Linked DNA regions of Homo sapiens: region 1 is linked to region 2. A link is a loop called in an ENCODE intact Hi-C map of the cell type or tissue named here. Cell type or tissue: dorsolateral prefrontal cortex. All regions are shown on one strand. Region 1 has its middle 3.6 kb from the start of GRIK3. Region 2 overlaps GRIK3 (glutamate ionotropic receptor kainate type subunit 3).

Region 1 (4,000 bases), 170 kb before region 2:
ACAAGAGATGATGTAAGTGGAAGCCAGGATGGCTCTTGGCTCAGTGAGGTGGCACTGTGGGACACCTCGGATGTTATGCCCATCACCAGACGTGGACTCTGGGTCTTTCTGGGCCTTGGTCCCTGCTCGTAGGACAAATGCCCAGACCCTCTCCAGGGTCAGGGATGTTGGCAGAATCTTGAAGTTTGCTGAATTTCATCATAAAGTGGAGGATATGAGAGTGGGGCTCTGAAGAAGCCAGGACACCTGGTGGCTGGCGGGAGCAGCAGTGTCTGAGGCTCAGACCCCAAAGTGACTGAGGACAGGAGGAGCAGGCAGATGTCTTTGCTGGGTGTGGTGAGGAGGCAGTGCATGAGGGACAGAGTGATTGAGCAAGTGAATGGATGAGTGTGTGAGTAAATGAGTGAGTGGGTGACCAAGCAGAGGACTGAAAGTAAATGAATGAATGAACAACTGGGTGATTGAAGAAAGAATAGATGGCTAAGTCAATGAATGAATGGATGAGTGAATAATAAGTAAGCAGATGAATGTAAGTAAGAAAATGCGTGAGGGGGCAAGTGAGCAAATAAGCAAAATTAATGGAAGAATAAGTGAATGAGTGGGTCATTGAGGGATTAGAAGAAGTAATCAGAGAATCACTGAATGGTGAGTAGATGAATGGGTAAGGGACTGAGTAAATGAACAAGTGAGTGATTGAGTGGATGAAAATAAATGGATGATCCTATAAACAGATGAATGAGTGAATGGATGTGATGGAATGAATGAGTACATGAATAAATTAATTAGGGAATGGATGAATGAGCGAGTGAGTGAGCAAGCAACTTTGGTCCCCACCCATGGTGCTGAAGAAAGGGAGCCTATTGCCAGAACCTGGGAGGCCAGGAGGTGCTGGTTCGTTCCCTGTGCATAATTCTCCCCACAGTGCTCCTCACACGGCAGCAGAACCCACTCTGCTTCCAGCCCATCAGCTTCTGTTCCATTATGTATAGATACAAATGGGGTTGCTGTGTATCCCTTTCTTCCTCCACCAGAACCGCACCCGAACTATTGAAACACAGATGTCAGTAAAATAACATATCTCCGGTGGCTTGTCTACCTGTATCCCTCACTGCTGAGAAATAACTCACAGCAGTGGGTTAAGCTGACAATAAACACAGGAATTGACTTCAGTGGGAAGGAGCTTGCCTGACTGTTGACAAAAATCTAAGGTGACGCAACCTTCGCTGGGCTTATTGCTTGCTCAGGTGGCAGCCTGGCTGTGCTGTTCCCTTGGGACTGGGATGAGGGACAAAAGCCCCAGGGTGATGAAAGGGTCCCTGTCTCTGAGCCAAAAGGCAGGTCACGGTGTCCTGCAAAGGGCTGGGGCACGGCTTTTGTGGTGAGCACGCACTTTGCCATTGAGAGAACACTGTACAATAGAGTAGGCTACAGGGAAGGCCTCTTCTCTTCCCTCCCTGCTCAGGCAGTTGGCAAAGATCAGGCAAGGGCTGGCGGTTGCCTTCCTCTCATCATGGCCCCATGCTGGGGTGAGATGGGGCAAGGGAGCCCCTCCCCCATTCTCAGCAAGGCACCCCAGGTGCAGGCTTGTAGAGCAGCCTGGCCCCATGGTAGGACATTTAAGGGAGTGGCTGAAGCCCCAGGGCTTCAGCGTCCAGCCACGACCAGCAGCCTGCCTACTGGGTAGCAGGAAGGGAGCTGAAGGTAGGCAGGCCTCGGCAGAGGGCACTCAAGTCCTAGGAATCTGCACTCAGCCACTGCACACGTCTACTCCGTGGTTTCCCAGGGAAGCAGAGAACATGAATCTCGGTAACTCGAGCCCAGGGCATCATCACTCACTGCGATTGTGGGGGGGGTTGAGAGCCAGAGTGGATCAGTCTAAACAAAACACGTGCACAGGGGGCTCCTCCAAAGAGCATGATCGGCCACCACTGGGTGCCCCGTCCCTCACCCAAAGTAGCTGGGGAGGGGTGGGGGGACGAGGCCAGGGAGGGGGCTGGGAGTCTTGGGTTTCTTCCTGGAAATCCTACCCTCACCACCCACCTGTGAGCCAGTGGGAGACATGAATCTCGCTGGCAGGAACTCGGGCCAGCTCAGCCGTTTTCAGGGATGTTAATGAAATGCGGGAGCACTTGTCCTTTCAGACAGCGGCCCCTTTTATTTGGGAATGAAAAGCTGCATTAGTCTGAATGAGGTTTGGAGGCCTCATAAATCCGGCGCTGGCTGCCTCGTGGGGGAGCAGGGAGCCTAGGCCTGGCTGGTGGGTAGACTTGTTTACCAACAATGCGAAAAGCCAGGATTGGCGGCTCCCAATGCCCGGAGGAGATGCGGCTGGAGATAGTGCCAGCCCTGGTGCCTGCTGGTGGCGGGGCAGCCTGGAGAGGCATGTCATGCCACCGGCAGAGAGGGCTGTAGGTCTCTCTTCATGAGTTAGGGATGACTGGGCTCCCCGATCTGCCCTGATAAAGTGTCTGAGTATTCTGCTCTTAGCCTTCCACCGCAGGCAGCAGCCCCAGTGGGGCTCCACAAGAGTGATGAGAATTGGCCCCTGCAGCTTGTCCCCTACTCAGCCCAGATGGTAGAGGACAGGGTTAATTCTATGAGCTCAGGAGTCGGCTGAGCCTATATGTGAACCTTGACATCTCACCCACAGTGCCTGGCAAATGGTGATGCCCAATATGTTTTAGAAGAAAGTAGGAAGGAAGGGAGGGAAGGAGGGAGGGGAGGGGAGGAAGGGGGGAAGGGAGGGAGGGAAGGAGGAAGGGAGGGAAGGAGGGAAGGAAGGAGGGAGAGAGGGAGGGAAGGGGAATGGAGGGAAGAAAGAAAGGTCACATACCAGCGATGTGACTTTGGACCTCTTACTTAACCCCGCTGAGGCTCAGTCTTCATCTGTAAAATGGATTTGTTATTTTAGACAAAGATCCTATCGCAGTGGGTGTGGAGAGCAAGAGGTGAAGTGATGCGTGTAAGGTAGTGAATATATTGTCTGGAACATAAAAACATGTAATAAATACTAGGGGTCATTATGGGGATCGTTGCTGCTGTTTCTGTTCTTGCAATGCATCCCACCCTCCCCTAGACCGGGAGGGAACACGCTGCTGTTAGTTTTGGGGAAACCTCTGTGTCACAAAATGGCTCGCAGCCAGGTCAAGAAAAAGGCCCAGTCCCAGGCTGGCGATGGCAGCTTCCCTCTGGCCCCAACTTGGAAGGCAGGGTTCCAGCTGCCTTCCAAGTCCAGTGACTGGGCCCCACAGCCTCTGCAGCTGGGAGGCTCTTTCCCACCGCAGCCCTACGTGGCAGCAGAAAAAAGCCTCGATCCGCAGCGTGCTGGGTAACTCCCGCCCACTCTGGGATGCAGGAGGAGCAGGCCCAGCCTGTGCTGCTTCCCTGGGGCGCCGAGGGGGCTCGCAGGTGGCAGAGCCACACTCTCACCCTCTGGGGGCCTCAGCATCCCCCTCTGCCTTCCTCCCTTCGCGTTTCTAGCACCACTTTCATGCTAGCTTTTTTGGAGGCTGCTGCTTCTCCTCCTGCTCCCCTCCCCTTATCCCTCCCTTCCACAGGCCTTGGATCTGCTCCCTCCTGGGAGCCACACCTCTACCTTTCTGCTGCTTCTGTTTCTCTGCCAAGCCACTTGCAGGCTGACTGCAGGACAACCCAGGCAGAATTAGCATCCAGGCACTCCCCTTGCCTGTCCCCAGACCAGCCTTGGGCAATGCCGTTTTAGCCCTGTGTCCTTTGCCTCAAGTTCAGGTCCCTTTCCGTTTGTCTATCAGCGCACCGAAATTTTCTTCCTTAGAGAACAGCTAGGCCTTTTGGTTCCTTGGGGCAACCAAACCTGTTGCGGAAGCTGATAGGCAGGCGATGGGGAGGGGTGTGCGTCCCCAAGGAAGGGGCTCCCCCAGCTATATCCGGGAGGCCGCGCCCTCTGCTGCCCTCTCCTGCACTTCCTCCTTACTGGCGCCCACTGGAGCCCTTACTTTTTATCAAGAGGTGGCAGCTGCTG
Region 2 (4,000 bases):
GATGGACAGACGGCTGGATGGATGGACGGATGGATGACTGCAATGCAATGTGGAAAGTAATCCGTGAAATTGTCAACACATCATCATAGCAACAGTTAGTTAAAACCACTCTGATCCCAGTTGGCCTGAGTTAGAATTGAGACTCTTCCACTCCCTTGGGCAAGTTACTTAACCTCTCTGTGCCTCATTTTCTCATCTATACAGTGGTGACAGTAATATTACTACCTCACAGGATTGTTACGCTGAGTGCATTGACGTCATAAAATGCTTAGAACAATGCTTGGCACTTATTACAGTGTAAGTGTTAAATAAACTAAACATCCTGCTTTTGTTTTCTGTGTGCTCAACATACCCCATCCCATCCAAAATTCAGAACAACTTTCCAAGGGAGATAGACTCTCCCAGTTTTATAGAAACGTGGAAACTGAGGCTCAAAGTCACTCTGCAAGAAAGGAGCAGAGCAAGGATTTTTTCGCAGCAGGGAGCTGTCCAGCTCCAAAGCCCTCTGCTGAAACCTATCATGCTGAAAGTCCACACCAAGTGTTCCCTGGCCTCCTCTGGCTGGCTCAGATTCCACACAATGCCTGACCATGTTGGTTCAGGTGTGGTAATTGAGGTCAATGGGGAAACGGAGCCTCCTGAAATCCCAGCAGCTCCCATGCTACACCAGTTCCAAAACCCTCTGATTTTAGGGCTGGACATTGTGGCTCACACCAGTAATCCCAACTCTTTGGGAGGCCAAGGCAAGGGGATCACTTGAGGCCAGTACAAGACCAGCCTAGGCAACATAGTGAGACCCTATCTCTACAAAAATAAAAATATTAGCCAGGCATAGTCGGGCAGGCCTGTAGTCCCAGCTACTTGGAAGGCAAACTGAGGCAGAAGGATTGCCTGAGCCCAGGAGTTAGAGGCTACCGTGAGCTAAGATTGTGCCGCTGCACTCCAGCCTAGGGGACAGAGCCAGACCCTGTCACTTTAAAAAAGAAAGCAAGAAGAAAGCCCTCTGACTTTCCTCTTTACACATTTGAGGCCAGCAACAGGGCACTTTGCACTCCCCATTGACTGGTGGGGAAACCTGGCATCAGGCACTTCCTGAAGTTTCATAGCAGATCAGTGACAAGAGGCCTTGGCTCCTGACTCCTGGTCCTGTCCTTGGCTGTTCCAGCTGACTGTCCTTCCTCCCCACACAATCTGAGGGTCGGGAAGAATGGACCCTTCCAGGGAGGCATAGCCCTTGCAATACACACAGTTCTGCAGTGGAGTATGGGGCGGGGTCTCCCAGAGTATCTCCCAGCAGAACCCCATCGGTTGGAGCACCAGCTGTGCTCCTGGTCCTCTCCCTCAGTCATATCCTGCTTCCGGTCTTCAGGATCCACTTCCGGCCCTGTTGCCGAGGCCTCTACCTCGTGATCCTCCCTCTTTGTGCCCATTGGTCAGTTGTGGCTTATTTGGGAGGACAGTGGCATCTGGCATTTATCTCCTTCCCTTTAGGAAACCCACATCACCAACTCTTCGCCTCTAAAAAAAATTCTCCAAATTTGCTTCTTCCATGCAGAAGATATTTTAATTACCCCAGCTGCCATTATCTGTTCCAACCAGCTTTGAGCCATTCCCAGATAACCTCGCATTAATCAGCCCCAGCTGAGCCCCTGGTACATGTCATGTGTAGGTAAAAGCCTGGAGGTGAAAAAAGAATTATAATAAATTAATAGATAAGCAATCACAATTAATGCCACTTCCTGGCAATAACAGTGATATCATGGGGAAGATATTTTCATCTGTCATTCCTTAAGGCGATGTTTTCCAAGCTTCAGCTCCTACCCATTCAGACCCATGGGGTGCTAATGAATTAGTTTATTATGTTATGCTGAATGTTTCTAAAAGGTCCCTCGTCGATACTGAATTCAGTGTGTCAACATTTGGCATCGAGAACACAACTTTTTGCCAAGCAGCAAGGTTGCACACAGTTCACAGTGTACAGCACTTGGGGTCTTGGCCCTGGGCAGTCTGAATTAAAAAAAAAAAAAAAATGGAGCTGGACAAAAGAGCCTCTTCACCAGCTCCCCATTGTCATTGTCCTCGTATCACGGGGATGGGGGCACTCTGTGCCACAGGCCCTACAACACTTTGCAGCTAAGCCCAGGCTCAGGGGTTACAGGGAGGAAGGTCATCCCAATCACTACCACCCCAACCTGCCCCCTCCCGGGCTGTGATCAGCTGCAGCCTCTGTGTCAGTCTCAACAGACCAAATGCTGCCTCTGGAGACCAGAAGGGCTGGTTCCACCAGCACCCAAGCTCCCACCAAGGCCAGAGATGCTGCCCTTCACACTGAGTCAGGTTGGCCTCTGGTTACCTAGATGAGGGTAAATCGAGTCATGGAGGCCCTGGGCAGTCTAAAGCTTTGGCATCTTTCAAGCCTTAGATATCAGGTCAACACTGAATTGGAGAAGAGACTGAATGCCATGCAAGGAAAGGTGAGGAGGGCGCCCCCTGTAGGCAGAGCTCAGCTTCTCTTCCATGGTCGCAGCAGGTCAGCCCTGGCCCCAAACTTGCATAACACCACTGTCCAAAAGGAAATCCTTCCAGCTCCCCAGACCCTCCTGGTTGAAAGGCAGTTTGGGGAAGATCTCATCCTCCACCCCAGGCAGTTTACCAACCCTCTCCTAAACTTCCAGTCTGTAGATAACCCTGAGTTAATTAGCCCCAGCTGAGCCCCTGCTACATGTCACATGTAGATAAAAGCCTAGAGGTGAAAAAAGAACTATTATAATAAGTTAATAGATAAACAATGACAACTAATGCCACTTCCCGGCAATAACACTTATATCATGGGGAGGGTATTGGGTTGGTGCCATTAAAATAATAACAAAAACCACAATGACTTTTGCACTAACCTAGTATTTTCATCTGCCCTTCCTTGAAGCTGCCCCTGAGAGGAGGATGTGAAACACTTGTCGCTACATTCCAGGCTCTTCTCAGTGATGCTTAAGTGCCCCAGGAGCCACTCAGCTGGCTGACCCTTCTTTCCACTTTGGGTAACAGGAATATTCAGCCCATAGCTCATAGGGGAGACAGACCCAGACACAAGCAGTTGTTACCAGTGGCATGAAAGCCCAGAAGTCTCAGGATAAGAGCAGAATCGCGTCTGACGCACTCTGTTGTGCATGTGTACAGGAGCAATCAGGAGGGGCTTCCTGGAAGAGGTGATACTTGAGCTGATTCTTGGAGAATAGCTCACCCAAGAGAGGTCAAGAAGACAAGCATTCTTGCCTGGAAATAGAAGGCATACAAAGGTGCTGAACAGAGGGACGAGAAGCAGGACAAAGGGTACAGGGGCCAGCGAGACTGGGAAAATTAAGGCCTGAACTTGCATCCTGGGACAAAAAAATTGAGAGGGTAGGAAGGAAAGTGAGCCTGGAGGGGTGGAGAGCTTTGGAAAACTGTACTAAGGAATTTGTACCATATTCTGAAAAGACTACAAGGAGTCATGGAAGTATTTGAAGTGTGGAAATGACAGGCTTGGATTTATACCTTAGAAAGATCCCTCTAGTCCCTGCCCAGAGGGTGACTGCCCTGGCAGTGGGCATGAGTTGGGGGCTGGGCAGGTAGAGCCTCTCGGTAGGAGGAGATGCGTCATCATAGGGAAGAGGGAGGGCTCTGGAGCTGGGTAGCCTGGTGTTGACTCTGTCACTCCCCAGTTACAGAACCTTGAGCAAAAGGCCTAATATCTGTGTGGTTCAGTTCTTTCCTCTAAAATGGGGTGATAATAACACCATCCTAGTCGTGTGCCCATGTGAATCAATGAGTTAATACAAGTAAGGTACTTTGAACAATGCCTGCCATTCTGAGATTTGTAGGTGCTCAGTAAATGTGAGCTGACTTTGCTTGTTCTGATATTGCCAAGACGAGTAAGGTAGGAAGACACCAACCTATGTCTGCCCTGGGGGCTGTATGTACCCAGTAGCTGTCACAACCTCCTGCCAGACGAGGCAGAACATAA

The links. A loop is a pair of places that touch in the nucleus more often than their neighbours do. Peaks named below come from ENCODE experiments on the same cell type or tissue, not always from the same donor. Only the 100,000 strongest peaks of a DNase experiment are listed, where the experiment ranks them.
Region 1: it touches region 2 in a loop (2.5-fold over the local background); 3 of 110 quality-filtered maps call a loop at or near these places.

The regions. Positions count from the first base shown.
Region 1 is chr1:37,036,145-37,040,144 of GRCh38, reverse strand. No RefSeq gene overlaps it. Among named protein-coding and RNA genes, the nearest start is that of GRIK3, 3.6 kb to the right of the region's middle. RefSeq lists an enhancer at 1,573-2,133. In dorsolateral prefrontal cortex, a CTCF peak has its summit at 1,720 (motif pointing right); DNase peaks (open chromatin) are centred at 1,724, 2,204 and 3,201; H3K4me3 peaks cover 685 bases; H3K27ac peaks cover 1,013 bases; H3K27me3 peaks cover 2,372 bases.
Region 2 is chr1:36,862,872-36,866,871 of GRCh38, reverse strand. All of the region lies in intron 5 of GRIK3 (glutamate ionotropic receptor kainate type subunit 3), which reads left to right. Among named protein-coding and RNA genes, the nearest start is that of GRIK3, 170 kb to the left of the region's middle. In dorsolateral prefrontal cortex, a CTCF peak has its summit at 2,485 (motif pointing left); a DNase peak (open chromatin) is centred at 2,515.